2 separate regions of the Homo sapiens genome follow, and region 2 is linked to region 1. Evidence: read pairs that join two places in POLR2A ChIA-PET (ENCODE). Cell type or tissue: Panc1. All regions are shown on one strand. Links, peaks and the distances in the headings refer to the core of each region. The heading gives the core; the rest is flanking DNA. Region 1 holds the start of EPN3 (epsin 3). Region 2 overlaps ACSF2 (acyl-CoA synthetase family member 2).

Region 1 (10,076 bases), core at 1,047-9,046:
TTTCTGAGCCAGGCACCATGCCAGGCACAGAACACACGCCTTGGTCCACCCACGTTCAGTTGAGAGGGTACAGAAAATCACAGTCCAGTGTGGGAGTGCAGAGCCGCACAGGAAGACCCAAGCCAGGAAAATCAGGGGAGACTTCCTAGAGGAGGTGGTGACAGAGCTGAGATCCAAGATCACAAGGGAAGAGTAAGGAGGAGTGAACCAGCAAGTCAGGGGAGGGCGGCTCAGAAGAAATGCTATGACCTGGGCCAGAAGGCAAGAGAGCAAGTATCGTTTGAGGAAGACTGCCCCTCAGAGTTCTGGCCACTGCCAACACTCCTGCATGCCACCCCCACGTACACATGGAAGTGTTGAGGCCAGAGAGGGGATGGGACCTGCCTGCATCATATGGCACGTAAGTGGCAGAGCCTGGACTACCATCCAGGACTCCAGAAGACTAATCCAATTCTTATTGTCAGTGTTACCCAGTTTGGTCATTATTTCATCGGATTGCTTTACTGTCTCAGTCCCACCTTCTCAGCTAGAATGGAAGCTCCCTGAGAGTAGGAACAGTCTGGGTTCTCCAAAGCCCCAAAACGCTGGACACATAGTGGACCTCTGGTACCCCAGCAGGGAGAAGAGCTGGGCCAGCCCAATTCCCCCCAGTAGCCACAGGTCCAGGCTATCTGCTGAATACAACTCCAGGCCCAAGGTCCTCCCAAAGGCCCTTTCAGAAACCAAAAGAGGAATTCCCTGACCACCACCATTCCTCCCACACTAGCACTGGTGTGTGCATGCACACACACACTGTCTGGGCCTGCAGAGCCTCCACTTCACCCGTGAACTGTCCCCCACCCACCAAACACCTTTCGGCTCCACCCTCCATCCCAGCCCGTGCCCCAACTGGTCCCCAGGCTGCCAGAAGCAGGAATCTGAAGGAGACTGTCCTCTCGCACCCGATTCCACGCTCCTTCCACCCCAGCCCCGCCAGTGCTGGGCTCAGTTCAAAGCAGCCCCACGCTTTGAAAACATGCCTTGGCAGGTTTTGTTGGGGGCCCAGAGAATAAGATACCGTGGGAGTGGGCGAGGTGGAGAGTGCCTGGCCCACAGCGCAGCCTACCTTTTGTCTGCTATCTCTTTCCTTCCAGCGGGTCGTGGGCCTTCTGTGGGAATGCCACGGCCACAACTTGTTTAACTCCTGCCCTCCCCCTTGCTAGTGACTCAGACCTGCCTTCACCTCCCCAACCCGTGGCTGGGGGTGGCAGAGTCAAGATGGGAAATAATGTGCACCAAAGCCCGCCCAGCACACGCCCCTACCGGCTGGCCGCTGGAACTAGCAGAACCAGTCGGGCACTGTGACTGCACCAGAGCCCTACCTGGACCTGGCTGCCCTGGCCCTCCGGCCTGGCCTGTGTGGGGGCACCAGCCTCTGGGAGGGGACTCTCGGTGTGGGCCCAGCGGCCCTGCCTGGACCTTTCTCACAGAAGGTGGGCATTCTCTGCACACCCCTGCAGGGGCTGGGGGGAAGGGCGGGGCCAGAAACATGGGGAGGCACCTTGATTTTCCTTCTCTGGAGTTTGAGGGGACAAGGTGAGGCTGCCCAAGCACAGAGAAGGGAGGAGGAAAGGAAGAAGCCTGCCCAAGCGCAGAGAAGGGAGGAGGAAAGGAAGAAGCCTGCCCAAGCGCAGAGAAGGGAGGAGGAAAGGAAGGAACGCGGGAACGCGGGAGGGAGCAGCTGGGAGCGCTGCCAGCAGTGTTACAAGCAAAGGGTTTTATCGAACACGATATGCCCAGAAATAAAAGGGAGTGTAACAGAAACCCAGCGGCCGATAAGGCGGTGGCGGTAGCAGCAGCAGCCCTGGGCAGCTGGGTATGGAATTACTGCAGTGACCTTGAGCCAGACCCTGTCAGGTGGAGGGAAGGGCACAGAGAGGGCAGGGCCTGAGAATTCAGAGATGACGAGAGGGCAGAGGAGGGAGGAAGCTGAGGGGATGGGAGCAGGGCCAGCAGGCGGTGGGATGGGCCACGGGGCACGGAGTATCAGCTCTCTCCTGCATACAGGGTCCCAAGGAGAACTGCGCAGTAGGGAGGGGCTGCTCTTCTCAGGGCCTGCAGGATGGGGGGATCTGGAGAGTTTCCCAAAAGTCAGGACCGAAAAATGCAGATCGCTCATCCCCAGCAAGGGTTTCGGAGAGATGGAGAGAACCCAGATCTGTCCAGTCACACGTGCATGAGTTTGCGTAAAGTCTGTGCACCCACCAGCCCAGCCCACACCCTCTTCCCGTCCTCTGCTAAGGTGGGCTCCAGCCCCTGCCTCCAAGTCAGATCCAGCCTGAGCAGTGGGGAATGACAGTGCCCTTCTTGATGCTGTAAGGGACAGGGGGTGAGCTTGAACTCTAAGCTTCTGGCCACTGTAATAGCTGCATCCCGGGAGCACAGAAGATGGGGGAGGGGGGACTGCCCTGAGGCTAGAGGTGTGCATGAGGGGCTGAAGAAGAGGAAACAGCAGAGATGTGCAGAAGGAGTCTGTGGGGAATGCCACCAAAGATGCTAAGATGCCACCAAAGATGCTAAGTCCCAGGATGGTTGGGGAGGGGGCCCTGAGTCCCTTTTTGGGGGCGGCAGGGAGGGAGGGGTGGCAGGAAAGAAGCCTTTAGGTCCTCTACAGCTCAGCCTTCTCCCTCGCACCTGGAAAAGAGACTAAGCCCCAGAACCACTGTTTGCTCCCCACCAACCCCCGCCTTCCATGCCGCCACTGCCAGGGAGGGGGCCAGGGAGGAAGCTTACCTCCAGTGCGGGCTCCCTCGGCCCCAGCCCCAGCCCGAGTAGCCTCTGCGGTGACCCTCCGACCTGTGCAGCAGCGGGACGGCACAGCCTCGGGAGCGTCTCCAGAGCCATCCACCATGGACCCTCGTCCCAGAGACCCACCTGCTCCCAGGAGGTGCAGACCCCTCAGAGGGGCAGCGGCAGGGTCCCTGGAATGGGTAGCAGCTCTTCCCGCGTGCGTTTGCCTCCTAGCCAGCGCCAGGCAGCACTCCGAGGAAAGTTGCTCAGCTGGCCCGGCAGGTCTGCCTCAGCAGTAACAGGACACAGGAGGAAGTGCAGGGCAGGTTAACCCCTTCCTGCTGGCCAGGCAAGTGGTGCATTGAGAGGTGGGGGGCCTGCCTGTTGGCCGCCCCCAGGAAGTGCACATCTGGAGCCAGTGCTGGCGACCTGATCCCCTCTGCTTTGAGTTAACCCTTCCCCTGCCTCTTCAACAGGAAAGGAGGGGGGCTCCAACACCCCCACCACACCCCTCCCCTTCCTCCTCTGGGCCGGGAGGACATTAAAGGAGAGGGCAGGGACATTCCCTGGGGCTGGCTCTTTGGTGGAGCCCCCGTCTTCTCGTCTTCTTGGGGAGGAGAGCATCAGGACTCCAGCACAGCCCCCTCCCTGCCTTTCCCACACGGAGTCAGATCCTTCTGTCCATCCTCCCCCTCCTGCATCTCAGCTGGAGGATGCCTGAGGCCCACTTAAGGATGCCCACCCACCCAAAAACCAAAGTTGTTCTTCAAACTCTGGGAGCCTGGAGTGCTCTTCACACAGGGAGCCCAGCCCCAAATGGTTATGACTGACAGAAGACAATGAGGGGCCTGAGTTTGAGCTGACAATACCTTTTTTTCTGAGAGCCATTTCTAGCCTGTTTCATGTTCCCCTGAGCAAGGGAGGTAGCATGAAGATCAGCAGCTGTTTTTAAGGCAGAAAGATGGCTCAAGGCCAGATAGTTTGAGATGAGGAGGGGGATAAGGCAGACTAGACCCCGAAATAACAAGGTGATGTGGCCTCTAGAGCTGAAGAGGTGTGGTGAGCATGATCTTCAGGGACTGAATTGGGGCCCTGGGACCCAGCTGAAGAGGGGAGATGGCAGGGAGCCAGGTCCCATGGGTCTAGTTCTACTCCTCATCTCACACTTTGTCATACTTGGTGATGACACTTCGGGAAGACCTGGCTCCAGGAAGCACGACCCTGAAAGTGTGGGCCAAGGAAGCCAGAGGCAGGGACTACCAGAGGTGACACACTGTCCTGTCACCTGACTCCTTGTCTTGCTACCAATCTGCTCCTCTGCTTGGCATCCCACACATCACTTCCCCAGCTATGTCTGTCTGTCCTCCTGCAGGAGGGCTCTGGCAGCTGGCAGGAGGGGATCTGAGGGCAGGTGGAACATGGGAGGACCTGGATCAGGAGCTGACCTAGCCAAGATCCATCATGCAAGACACAGAGGCACACGGAAGTAGTAGAAACTTGAAGGTTCTTTATTGATTTATTTATTAACCCGTTTTCCAGAAGGTTGCTTGGGCCCGAGAGTCACCTGCAGAGGCGCAAAGCCTCCTCGACATTCTTTATGGGGCTGAGCTCATCAGCCAGGACCATCAGGTCAGTCACCAGGGTGTCCAGCAGCCCACGGACCTGGAAGAACGGGACAACATCACAGGCAGAGTTTACTCTGTGGGAAGCACCTATATATGAACTATGCTGTGAGAGAATAGCTGGAGAGGGGAAAGAAACCAGTTGTTTGTGAAAGAATTTCACAAGTTCAAAGTTCTTGTGAAATAATTTTTGGTTTTGCAGATTTTTTTTTTTTTTGACAGGATCTCACTCTGTCACCCAGGCTGGAGTCCAGTGGTGTGATCATGGCTCACTGCAGCCTTGACTTCCCTGGCTCAGGTGATTCTCCCATCTCAGCCTCCCAAGTAGCTGGGACTACAGGCGTGCACCACCAGACCTGGCTACTTTTTTCTATTTTTTGTAGAGATGGGGTTTCACCACATTGCCCAGGCTAGTCTCGAACTCCTGGGCTCAAGCAATCCACCTGCTTTTGCAGTTTTACTTTTCAAACCAGTCTGGGGAGGTGGCCCTGCGCTGGTACCTTTGACATATGGAGATACTAGAGCTAAGTTGTTCAAGGGGCAACTCCAGGGAGCCCATGGAGCGGTGCCCATTTAGCCGTTTGGGGTGGGCCTGGGCTCAGCCCCAGTTCTACTCTGGCCTCCTGGAGGCCAATTTTCCTTCCTGTATCCACAGACTGAAAGGTCTCTGGGACTGACCCCTCCAATGGGGTTGGATCATACAAGCCCAGACAAGTTGATTCTTTTTTTTTTCTGCAGAGATGGGGTCTCCCTGTGTTGTCTAGGCTGATGTCGAACTCCTGGGCTCAAGCAATCCACCTGCCTCAGCCTTCCAACGTGCTAGGATTACAGGTGTGAGCCACTGGCCAGCAAGTTGATTCTTTTTTTTTGGAGGTAAGAGTCTCACTCTTGTCACCCAAGCTGGAGTGAAATGGCGTGATCTCGGCTCACTGCAACCTCCACTTCCCGGGTTCAAGCGATTATTGTGCCTCAGCCACCCAAGTAGCTGGGACTACAGGTGAGTGTCACCATGCCTGGCTAATTTTTTGAATTTTTAGTAGAAACGGGATCTTACCATGTTGCCCAGGCTGGTCTTGAACTCCTGAGCTCAGGCAATCTGCCCACCTTGGCCTCCCAAAGTGCTGGGATTACAGGCACGAGCCACCGCACCTGGTCTGCAAGTTGATTCTTAATATCAAAGAGCCATGGAAGGGTTGACGTTGACCCCCATGGGTCCTCAGAGCCCTTTAATTACTTTCTAGACCCCATCAACCATCTGATATCTTAGTGATGTCACCAGTGGCAAATGGAACTTTTGATCAAATGAGATCCAGAGTGTGACCACAATACATGATGTAATCCCAGCTCCCCAGCTATCCACATTAGAGGAAGGCAAGACGTCGCCAATAGACATACTGACATATTGAAAATGGCTTTGTGGACCTCCCCTCCAAAACAAACAACAACACTAACAAACAAAACGGAAAACCTGGGTGAATTTCTAAGGACCTGCTACTTAAGAACGGATTAGGATGAAGTCTCTCTAGTCCTTCAAACTCTTACAGTTGATGGGAATGCACCCTGCATGGTGTTCTCCCAAGGAACGCATCTGCCAGGATGCACCTAACGGGGAGTAAGAAAGAGAAGGGCTTCCTTCCTCTCTGTTCCCCTAGAGTCTGTTCTCCAAAGGGCGGCCAGAGCCACCTTCTAAAGCCTATCAGACCCTATTGCGTTTCTATTCAAAACCTTGCGTGACTTCTCATTTCACTCCGAAAAATCCCAAGTCTTCACAATAGCCTGCAAACCATCCCCCACCCCTATGACCTGCTCCCCACTACTGCCCTCTCCCTTCTGGCCCCTCCCTCCTATGGCAGTTGCTCCCCATGCCTGGAGCACTCTTTACTGGACGTCTACTTGGCCACCCTTCCCCTCCCTTCAAATCTTTGTGGGTTGTCACCTCCTCACTGAGGCCTCTGTGCCTCCATTCCCTGCCTGGTCTATCTTCTCTCCCGTCGTACTCATCACCTAACATGCTAGGCGCATTCCTTATTCATGAGGCCTGTCTCACACACGAGGATGCCCTTCCTGAAGCAGCTCTGCTTCCACCATGATGGAGTGGGCACTTATTGTCTGCAGACTGAACGGAATGAATAAGGCAGGTGGGAGGCAGGGGAATGGCTGCTGGGCGCTTCCCTTCACCTCACTGTGCAGGCTCTGGGTGTATTTCCCCATGACCAGGGGGTCTATGGGTTCTTGAGAAGAGAGGATGATGTCAGGGGTAGGGTCTTCCAAAGAAAACCTGTCCTGACTTGCAGATTTTATGACTTTCTTGTCATCCTTTGCCTTGTGCTTCTTGCTGTTGGGACGGTCCTGCTGGGGGAGGGAGACACACATAGCCTTCAGGAGCTCCAGAGGTAGGCCAAGGATGTCCTCAACAGTAGCTCACTGGGAGAGCCTGGGCACATGCCCACCTCCACAGCCCCCACCTCCGCAGCCCCTCCAATCCCCTCCCCAGCCCCACCTGGCCCAGACCACGCCCCAGCATGCCTCTTTCCCGAGCAGCTTGGCTCCTTTCTTGTCTTCTTTGTCTTTGATCCCCAGTTGCTTCTTTTCCTGGGCTGCTCCTTTCCGCTCCTCCTTCCCAGCTTTCCCCACAGGTACCTTCACTTCCATGATAGGAGGTGATTTTTGATCTAAGGGAGGTGGGTGGAAGAAAATATGGCAGGCCCCCAACAGCCTAGTGGATGCTGCAGGTACGTGAGGAGGCTTGAGGGGAGGTGGAAAAGCAAAGGGCAATAGCCTTGAGCCCTGGTAGGCGCGTGGCTTCATGAAACAGGACTGTGGTGCCTATGTTCTGGTCCCAGCTCTGCCATGCCATGAATGGCCATGGATAAGTCATTTAACTTTGCTGGGATTACTAAACCAAGGTGGTCACTAAGGTAGCTTCTGGGTACCACATCCTGGCAGCGGACAGAAAGGGGTAAGGGGCCTACTCCATGGGCTCAACCTAGCAGAGCTTCCACCAAAGGAGTATGACTGGCCCAGGCACTGCTGCTTGTCCATTCAGAGAGATGAGGAGGGCTATGCAGAGGTGTGGTTGGTTGCACAAGATCTGACCTTGCTCTTCAGGCACATTCAAATAGATGGTCTCCTTCTCAGGCAGGCCCAGCACAGACCTCAGCCACATGGAATGGCCCACCAGGCTGTCAATCACATCTCGCCACAGCTGCAAACTAGAGGGCAAGACACAGTGGAGAAATGCCATCACTCCTCATTTGTCCTTGAACCTGCAGAGGCTTGGGTCCCTCCCTTCAAAGACCCTGGTGCCACGAGCTGCTGTGGAAATGCCACACCCCTGAACAGCCAGCATCCTCACTGTTCCCCGCCAGGGCAAGTGCTTGGAGGGGGTTCTGGCTTGCCTTGGGTGGCAACCAAGAAAAAAATGGCCCAGGACTAGGGTTAGGAGGCCTGCATGAATTCAGTCCTACTTCAGAGGGCTTGAGGCCAGGGCCAGACTTGGGTCCAGTCGCACTGGAGGGGCTGAACCTTGCATGAGACTTCCAGCATAAGGCTCCTGGGGCTTGTCCTGAGGGCCTTGAAAAGGACCCCACGCCTATACAAGCAAGTTCCAAACAGGTACAGGGGAGGGTGACAACAGAGAAATGAAGCTTTTATTGGAATCTGCCCCCCGTCTTCTTCCTGCCCTCTGGCTTCTCCTTTTTCCATTCCCCTGCTCACTGAGAAGGAACAAGGCAAAAAGGGGAAGAAAAAAAAGATAAGGTGTTTGATCTGCTGTGACTGCTCTCCAGTGAGCAGTAGGCACTGCAGGGTTCCAGAACGTGGAATGTTTGCGGCATGCTCTAGCAACCTGAGCTCAACGGAAGCTCAGACCCCTGGAGTCCCAGGACTGCCTGCCCAGGACCCCTGCAGATGCCACAAAGGGAAGGAGATGGGGCAGCTCTCCTGGCAGGGCACCTACCACATCTGGTGCAGGAGGTTGGACTGCAATGGCCTTGGCTTCTGGCACAGCTCCAGGGCTGCTTTGTTGAGCCTCATCAACGCATCCTCTCTGTGGTTCTCATCAGGGAGCACCATCACTGCCTGGCAGGGTCATGGGCACCATTCTGCACCAGGACACCAAGGCTGTGTCCTCTAGTGAAGGGCATGGTGATGTGGGGATGGGTGGCAGGGGACCAGGAACCAGGAGGGGATGCAGCTATGGAGAGCTGTCTGGGTGCCTTTGGTGGGAGCCAGGGACCCCCCTCAGAAATCTGTACCTATGAACCCCTTCTCCAAGATTTGCCAGGGTCAGAGAGTAGGCCCCCCTCCTGGAATATAGCAGCTTGGGCACCCCAGACAAAAACAGGTAACCCAGCTGGGCACAGTGGCTCACGCCTATAATCCCAGCACTTTGGGAGGCTGAGGCGGGCGGATCACCTGAGGTCAGGTGTTCGAGACCAGCTTGACCAACATGGTGAAACCCCGTCTCTACTAAAAATACAAAATTGGCCTGGCGTGGTGGCTCACGCCTGTAACACCAGCACTTTGGGAGGCCAAGGTGGGTGGATCACGAGGTCAGGAGTTTGAGACCAGCCTGGCCAACATAGCGAAACCCCGTCTCTACAAAAATACAAAAACTAGCTGGATGTGGTGGCGCATGCCTGTAGTCCCAGCTGCTTGGGAAGGCTGAGGCAGGAGAATCACTTGAACCCGGGAGGCAGAGGTTGCAGTGAGCCAAAATTGCACCACTGCACTCCAGCCTGGGCAACACAGCAAGATTCCATCAAAAAAAAAAATTAGCCAGGTGTGGTGGCACATGCCAGTAATCTCAGCTACTTGGGAGGCTGAGGCAGGAGAATCGCTTGAACCTGGGAGGTGGAGGTTGCAGTGAGCCGAGATTGTGCTATTGCACTCCCACCTGGGCAACAAGAGCAAAACTTCGTCTCAAAAATAAATAAATAAATAAATAAATAGATAGATAGATAACCCAAGAGATCACTTTCTCTGGGCTCTCAGGTTTTGTTTCTTTGCCCATAGAGCAAGAGGGGCTGCTGGGTCCTCCCTTGTTGGTTCGAGGCAGGAATATTCTCTACCATTGCCTTCCAGGGTCTTGGAAGCACCTTTCTGAAGTCCTCCAAGCAGAGGTTCCACTCCAGCAGGGGAAGGCCATCCGGCTCCCAGGGGCTCTTGGTGCTGTCCACATCTGGGCTTTCCTCCACCAGGATCTCCTCCATGATGCTCTTCCGCTGAGGACTCTTGGTCCCCACTCTGGCCTTCTGGGACCCGGATTCCCTGAGGGCCTCGTTCTCAGGCCGGGGCACTTGAGTTTCGGAGATGGGGCTCCTAAAGCGTGGTAACAGCTCAGCATTCACAGAGGCCTTCTCTGTGGCTATGGGGCTGACGTGCTCCTTGTCCCCTGGCCTGGCCTCCTCAGCCTTGGCGGGCAGGGTCATGTACTGGCGCCACAGTTGGTGCAGGCTTTGCACCACTTGGTGCTCATAATGCAGCTGCAGCAGAGGATGGGAAGGCATGTGAGGGGGAGGCTGGGGTGCAGGCCCCAGTTTCTTCAATGTAAATAAGGACATAAATAGTACAAGGGCCAGGCACAGTGGCTCAAGCCTGCAATCCCAGTGCTTTGGGAAGCCACGGTAGGAAGATCACTTGAACTCAGGAGTTCAAGACCGGCCTGTATGACATAGAGTGATC
Region 2 (8,000 bases), core at 1-8,000, 88 kb after region 1:
TTAAGTGGTTGCTTAGTGCTGGGAGGGATGGGAAGACAGAGAGATAATAGCTACAAGGACATAGGGTAACTCTGTGAGGTGATGAAAATGTTCTAAAATTGACTATAGTGATGGTTACACATATCTATGAATATACTATAAGCCATTGAATGTACACTTAAAAAATAATGTGCATAATCTACTCCTAGGTATATATCCAATAGAAATCAAACATGTGCTCACCAAAAGACAGGTACTAGGATATTTGTATCATTTCCAATATTTAAAATACCCAAATGTCCATCAACGATGGAACAGATAAATAAGTGGTGACTTATTTGTAATTATACAATAATGAGAGCAAAGGAACTATGATTATGCCCAGCAATCTGAATCTCATAAAACAATGTTCAATGAAAGAAGCCAGATTTTAAAAGGTATACTGTCTAATTCCATTTATACGTACAAAATAGGCAAAACTAATCTATGCTGTTAGAAGTCAGGAGAATGGTCAGTTGGTGAGGGTCAGTGACTTAAAGAGGTCACGAGGGAACTCCTGGTTTCTGGTCATGTTCTGTGTCTTGATTTGAGTGCTGGTTACATGGGTGTGTTCACTTTATCAAAAGTACATCAAGTGGGCCTTAAAATATGTGTACTTTTCTGGCTGGGTGTGGTGGCTTTGGGATGCCGAGGTGGGTGGGTCAGTTGAGGTCAGGAGTTCGAAATCAGCCTGACCAACATGGTGAAACCCCGTCTCTACTAAAAATACAAAAATTAACCAGGCATGGTGGCATGTGCCTGTAATCCCCGCTACTCAGGAGGCTGAGGCAGGAGAATCGCTTGAATCTGGGAGGCGGAGATTGCAGTGAGCCAAGATTGCCTCCAAAAAAAAGTGTACTTTTCTGAATCTGTCATATATTTCAACACGAAGTTTTAAAAAAAAAAACCTTCTAGGGCTTAAGCTACTGCCAATGTAGTCATAATTAATAAACTAAATTTAGCAACATTGCAGTACCTATTTAACATTCTGTCAGAAAAATAAAAGCAGCACATAGCACATCTGTGCAAAATATATACATTAATAAATAAAGCTGGGCAAGCCAAGAAAACACATCTGTTCATGATCTCTGTCTTAGAAATTACTCAAGAAAATAAACAGTCCCAATGTTGAATGTCATAGGCTTTTCCTTCCTGAGGCTGTGTTTTCTGGACAGTCATGGTACAATGTGACTGTTAGCCCTGCCAACCTGTTTCAGATGTGGATGCATGTTCTACAGGTTCAGGAGCACAGAGCAGCTGATGATGCATAGTTGTTCATTTAGAATATGGCTTACTGAATGCAAGGCTCCAGCAAGATCCAGAGGGCAGCTTTACAATTTTTTTTTTTTTTTTAAAGATAGGATGGGGTCTTGCTCTGAAGCCTAGGCTGGAGTGCAGTGGCATGATCACAGCTCACTGCAGACTTGACCTCCCAATTTCAAGTGATCCTCCTATCCCAGCCTCCTGAGTAGCTGGGAACACAGGAATGTACCAGCAGACCTAGATAATTAAAAAAAATTTTTTTTGTAGAGTCAGAGTGTCTCCCTATGTTGCCCAGGCTAGTCTTGACCTCCTGAGCTCAAGCATTCTTCCTGCCTTGGCCTCCCAAAGTGTTGGGATTACAGACGTGAGCCACCATGCCCAGCCTGTAGACACTTTTGATGACACGTCGGGAATGTAATGATTCTGCTTTATGAAAAGATAAGCACTCTCAGAGAGGAAGGCAGAGATGGGTAAATCTGCAGGGTATCTGAACAGAAGAGAAAAGGAACACTGAGTATCTCCTCTGTAATGCAATCATACAGGTTTTCGAGGCAAATTGTCCCAGCAATTTGTGGGAGATGAGGACTTTTATTCCTGTTTTAAAGATGGAGAACACTGAGATGAAAAAGTTAAGCAACTGGTCCAAGATGCTGCTAAAAAGGTTGATTGACAGCCTCATGTAAGTCAGGCACGGTAGCTCATGCCTATAATCCCAACACTTTGGGAGGGTGAGGCAGGAGGATTCCCTGAGTCCAGGAGTTCACGACCAGCCTGGGCAATGCAGTGAGATCCTGTCTCTATAAAAAATTTAAAAATTAGCCAGGGGTAGTGGCATGCACCTGTGGTCTCAACTATTCAGGAGGCTGAGGCAGGAGGATAACTTGAGCCCAGGACTTCAAGGTTGCAGTGAGCTATGATTATGCCACAGCACTCCAGCCTGGGCAACAGAGTGAGCCCCAATCTCTCAAAAAAAAGCCACATTATCTAATTGCAAACATTTTTCCACCAAAACAGACCAAGTGACACTTACACACAGAAGACAATAATGACCAAATCTGCCACAAAGTCACAGAAGATGGAAGACAAATGGCCAGTAAGCATAGGAAGAGGTGCCCATGTCACAGATCAAAGAAAAACAAACATGAGGCATTTGTTCCCCACGAGATAAGCAAAGATGAAAAATATGGATATTATGATGCCTGCAACTTATTTTCAGATGGTGGCAAAAGTGTGTGTGTGTGTGTGTGTGTGTGTGTGTGTTTGCAGAGAGAGAAACTCGGGGGCTGGGGAAGATATCTAGTCTCTGATCCTTTAGCAGCTGATATTTCTTTTTCTTTTTTTTTGGGCCGGAGTCTCACACTATCGCCAGGCTGGAGTGCAGTGGTGCGATCTCAGCTCATTGCAACTTCTACCTCCCTGGTTCAAATGATTCTCCTGCCTCACCCTCCGGAGTAGCTGGGACTACAGGCATGCACCACCGTGCCCAACTAATTTTTTTGTATTTTTAGTAGAGATAGGGTTTTGCCATGTTGGCCAGGTTAGTCTCAAACTCCTGACCTCAAGTGATCCGTCCATCTCAGCCTCCCAAAGTGCTGGGATTACAGGTGTGAGCCACTGCGCCCAGCCAGTGGCTGATATTTCAAACTCAATTCCTTTTGATCACTTATCTAGATTATTACACCACCGGGGCCAAAAAGCTGCTATTCCAAAAATTATATATAGATATAAAATAATTCAACCTGTCTGATACTGTAATAAATGAAACATTACAAGAAGAGAAAATAGAACAAATCAGTAATCCTCTACCCAAACCAAAGATTGCTGTCTTTCTAGAGGAGTCTATATTTAATTTCAAATTTCCATGATAGGCACTTTTGTCAAAGAATATTCATAAGCAGTACTAGAAAGCAGTTGCAGCTAAATAAGAGTTAATCCTTGTAACCCAAGTAGGTTCATGTTCTTGCTGGCTTTATGCAATCAGTGGGAGAGGTTATTTTAAGATAAGCTAGAGCACTAGATGATCACGCTGCATTCAATAGGGCCTAAAAAAAACTCCCCAAGTAGAGAAGATTAATAAAATGGCTATGAATTTCAACATAAAAACAGGAGTTATTGATTATATGGAATGTTGGCAAGGATGTGGAGAAATATACCAGAGTGTAAACTGGTATAAGATTTTTAGAAGATGGTAAGTATAGAGGCAGGAAGCCTAAGAAACTTACACTTTAGCATGCCCCCCAGCCTGGCCCCTCCCTACCATCCTAGTGCTGGGCGTGCCTGGAAATTGGAGAGGGAAAGCTGGCTGCAAATCAAGAAGCATTTATCTGTCAGCATTTCTGACAAATTGCTTAAAGAGAGCTCAAAAGAGAATCTTCAAGCTCGCAGCAATTGGTAGCAAATTCTTTTCTTATTCTAAATCGATCTTCAGTTTGCACAAAATCTGATACTTAAGAGCTTTTTATTCTTGTTTAGAAAGAGGGCATCCCAAACTGTGTTAGCTTCAAAACCTGTAAATCTGGATTCCTTCTGATTTGGTAATATCTACTAACATTCTGAATATGCATACCTTTTGAAACAGGTCTGCCATGGAGAATCTAAGGGGAGAAGCTGTTTGGCCTCCTGGCAATTCTACTTTTAGGGATCTATTCTAAAAAACAACAACAACAAACAAACAAACAAACAAAAACCTGGCCGGGCGCGGTGGCTCACGCCTGTAATCCCAGCACTTTGGGAGGCTGAGGTGGACGGATCACAAGGTCAGGAGATCGAGACCATCCTGGCCAACATGGTAAAACCCTGTCTGTACTAAAAATACAAAAATTAGCCGGGCATGGTGGCGTGCACCCATAGTCCCAGCTATTCGGGAGGCTGAGGCACGAGAATCAGTTGAACCCAGGAGGCGGAGGTTGTAGTGAGCCGAGATTGCGCCACTGCACTCCAGTCTGGGAACAGAGTGAGACTCCGTCTCAGAAAAAAAAAAAAGAAATAAAACCTAAAAAATGCCTAAAGGTATGATTAATTGCCACTTAGCAAAGAACTGGGAAAAAAAAATTATTCCTATGAGTAAGAGATTAGATAACTAAATTAGAGAGCATATACAATGCAATACTGCCATTAAAAAATGAAGACATGGTCAGGCAAAATGGCTCACGACCTATAATCCCAACGCTTTGGGATGCCAAGGCAGGAAAATCGCTTGAATTCAGGAGCTCAGGCCAGCCTGAGCAACATATTGAGACCCCGTCTCTACAAAAAAATTAAAAATTAGCCAGGTGTGGTGGTGTGCACCTGTGGTCCCAGCTACTTGGGAGGCTAAGGCAGGATGTTTGATTGAGCCTAGTAGGTCAAGGCTGCAGTGAGCCATGAATGTGTCACTGCATGCCAGCCTGGGTGACCGAGAAAGACCCTGTCTCTAAAACAAAACTAAACTAAAAGGCCAGGCGTAGTGGCTCATGGCTGTAATCCCAGCACTTTTGGAGGCCAAGGCGGGAGGATCACTTGATTCCAGGAGTTTGAGATCAGCCTGGGCAATATAGCAGACCCAGTCTCTACAAAAAAAAAAAAAAAAAAATTGTTTTGTTTTGTTTTTTTGGGATGGAGTTTCACTCTTGTCACCCAGGCTGGAGTGCAGTGGTACAATCTCAGCTCACTGCAACCTCTGCCTCCAGGGTTCAAGCGATTCTCCTGCCTTAGCCTCCCAAATAGCTGGGACTACAGGCATGCACCACCACGCCTGGCTAATTTTTGTAATTTTAGTAGAAATGGGGTTTCACCATGTTGGCCAGGCTGGTCTTGAACTTCTGACCTCAGGTGATCCACCCATCTGGGCCTCCCAAAGTGCTGGGATTACAGGTGTGAGCCACCGTGCCCAGCCAAAAAAAATGTTTTTAATTAGCCAGGCATGCTGGTGTGTGTCTGTGTCCCAGCTACTTGGGAGGCTAAGGTGGGACAATTGCTTGAGCCCACAAGGGCGAGGCTGCTGTAAGCCATGATTGTGCCATGCACTCCAGCCTGGGAGACAGAGTAAGGTCCTGTCTCAAAATAAATAAATAAAAATAAATAAATAAATAAATAAATAAAGACACAACATTTAATGACATGGAAAATGTCTAATACACTGTAGGTGATAAAGCAGATTTCAGAAAAATGTGAGCTGATGTTTATTGCTGTGTCCTCATGCCAGCTCTCTTCAAAGACTCTGCATGCCTGATCTGTGATCTTCATAACCACTCCCTGACCAAGATACATACCCATTTTACAGATGAAGGAATGAGGCTCCAAGAAATGCAGCACCTCACCCAAAGCCACAGAGCATGTAAACAGCCAACCTGGGATTCAAACCCAGGACTGCCTGGCTTCCAAGACCCCAATACAATACAACATGAATCTTTTCAGAGCCCTGTGACTTAAAAAGGACCGCCAGGCCAGGCATGGTGGCTCACGCCTGTAATCTCACCACTTTGGGAAGCCAAGGTGGGCGGATCCCTTGAGCCCAGGAGTTCGAGACCAGCCTGGGCAACATGGTGAAACCCCATCCCTACAAAAAACACCAAAAAAATTTAGCTGGGTGTGGTCGTGCATACCTGTGGTCCCAGCTACTGGGGAGGCTGAGGTGGGAGGATCACCTGAGCCTGGGGAGATCAAGGCTGCAGTGAGCCGACATCGTGCCACTGCACAGCCTGGGTGTCTCATATGATTCTCACATTACTCTCAGATCATTTCTTTTTAAGGATGAAGAAGCAAGTAGTTCATTTTCTTAAGGTTCTGACCCTGATGGGTGGCAAATCTGGACCCTTTTCCAAGAGTACTACTCTTTACTCTGCAGCCCATCCACATCCTGCCCTGGGGGCCCTGCAGGCTGACGGGGAGCCGTCTGAGTGCCTCCAGTCCATGGGGAGCCCCTCCCGGGATGGCCCCTTCAGCAGCTGCCCCCACTAGGCCTCCCACTTGGCAGTCCTTGAGCACACACTGACTTTTCCATCTCCTTGTGGTATCTGATTCTTTTTCTTTGCTGCCTCTTCTCTCATTGTTCTGCTCTTGTGAGCCAGCTCACCTCTCCTGGCACCAACCCATAGTGGCTCTGCACCCTACCTGTGCAGCCACCTGGTCGGACCCACCTGGAAAGCCTTCTGCCCCAGCATTAGCCCTGCCCAGCCCAGCCTTGCCTACCAGCAGGAACTGGACAGAAAACACGAGCCAGCTGGTTCAGGGCAATGCAGGTGAAATAGCTGTGGCATTCTGTGACACTCAGGGCTGGCAACTAAAGTCGGGGGCTAGAGGTCACTGGGCACAAAGGATTGCACAGTTCTGACATGGTCATGTAGAGACCACAGGCAGAGCTGGGCTCTGAGGGAGCCACAGTTGGCAGGGAGGATTGCAAATGCCTGGGCAAACAGGTCTGCCATGGAGAACATAAGAGGAGAAGCTGTTTGTTTTGCCTCCTGTTACATATTACCTGCTGGGTAGAGGTTCTTGGAACCTGGGCCAGAGGTTTACAGGTGGACCCTGCCCCTGTCGGGGGGTGGAAATGCCTCAGGCCCTGGGCAAGGCCTCTTCAGAAGCCACTGGGGAGGGAGGATGAAGGACTCAGAACCTTGATTTGTGAGGGGCCCAGAGACTGCAGGAACAGTCCCCATGCTGAGGCCACCCCCTGCTTCCTGGGGAGGGTGCCATACTAGCTAGCCACCAGTGAGGCTTTCAAAATTAAATTGAAAGCAATATCCTGTTTTGTTCCAAGCCATGGACTGGCCTCTGCTCCTTACCCCCCATGGGAGGCTGGTCCCTAGGTCCACAGAGAAACATACATCATCAACAAGGCTAAAAGACAAGCAACAGCCTGGATTTATAAATTTCATTTTATATATGAGACAAAGGATTAATATTTAGCCTGTGTTTTAAAAAACACAAATCAATAAGGACAAATAATCTCACACAATAAATGGGCAATGAATAGGAACAGAACAGACACAGGAGACATTACCAATAAACATTTTAAAAGATGCCCAATCTCACTGGTAATCAGGGAAGTATAAATTAAAACCACAACGAGATACTCTTTCACCCCCACCAGAGCGGCAAACTCTTTTTTTTAGCAATAGTGTCTATGTTGCCCAGGCTGGCCTCAAACTCCTGGCCTCAAGTGATCCTTCCACCTCAGCTTCCAAAGTAGTTAGGACTACAGGGTCGTGCCACTGAGCCCAGCAGCAAACACTTTAAAGTCCAGCAATGCTAAATATTTGCAAGGATGTGGGAAAATAGCAAAACTTGGTTGCTGCTGGTGGTCACAGTAGCACAGTCTCGCCAGGGCAATACCTAAAAAAGAACTCTTCAGCACAGCAATTTCACTGCTAGAGATATAGTAATAGCATGGACTGCTATACAGCAGGTAAAACCAATAACTTAGATCTACAGGTCTCAACTTATGTCCATCTGAGATGAATAGATCTGTAACACACATACTACTGTATGAAAGAAGAAAAGAACTATGATACTATTTTTGCTGAAATTATAAAAGCATAATAATGCTGGACACGGTGGCTCATGCCTGTGATCCCAGCACTTTGGGAGGTCAAAGTGGGAAGACTGCTTGTGCCCAGGAGTTTGAGACCAGCCTGGGCAACATAGCAAGACCATCTCTAAAAAAAAAAAAAAAAAAAAAAAAAAAGCTGTGTGGTAGCATGCACCTGTCGTTCCAGCTGCTCGGGAGGTTGAACTGGGAG

Evidence for each region. Peaks named below come from ENCODE experiments on the same cell type or tissue, not always from the same donor. Only the 100,000 strongest peaks of a DNase experiment are listed, where the experiment ranks them.
Region 2: POLR2A ChIA-PET joins it to region 1 with 6 read pairs; 4 of 35 experiments call an interaction of 5 or more read pairs at or near these places.

The regions. Positions count from the first base shown.
Region 1 is chr17:50,525,682-50,535,757 of GRCh38, reverse strand. MYCBPAP (MYCBP associated protein) reads right to left here. Exons shown (of 19, transcript NM_032133.6): 14 at 9,491-9,877; 15 at 8,350-8,471; 16 at 7,488-7,603; 17 at 6,918-7,063; 18 at 6,570-6,740; 19 at 4,257-4,431. The coding sequence ends at 4,330. It overlaps EPN3 (epsin 3), which reads right to left and starts at 3,023. Exons shown (of 10, transcript NM_017957.3): 1 at 2,773-3,023. RefSeq lists enhancers at 804-1,480, 1,481-2,157. In Panc1, for the core only: a CTCF peak has its summit at 1,077; no DNase peak of the experiment used is centred there; H3K4me3 peaks cover 1,904 bases; H3K27ac peaks cover 62 bases.
Region 2 is chr17:50,439,178-50,447,177 of GRCh38, reverse strand. The region is part of intron 1 of ACSF2 (acyl-CoA synthetase family member 2); the gene reads right to left. Among named protein-coding and RNA genes, the nearest start is that of ACSF2, 17 kb to the right of the region's middle. In Panc1, for the core only: no CTCF peak of the experiment used is centred there; no DNase peak of the experiment used is centred there.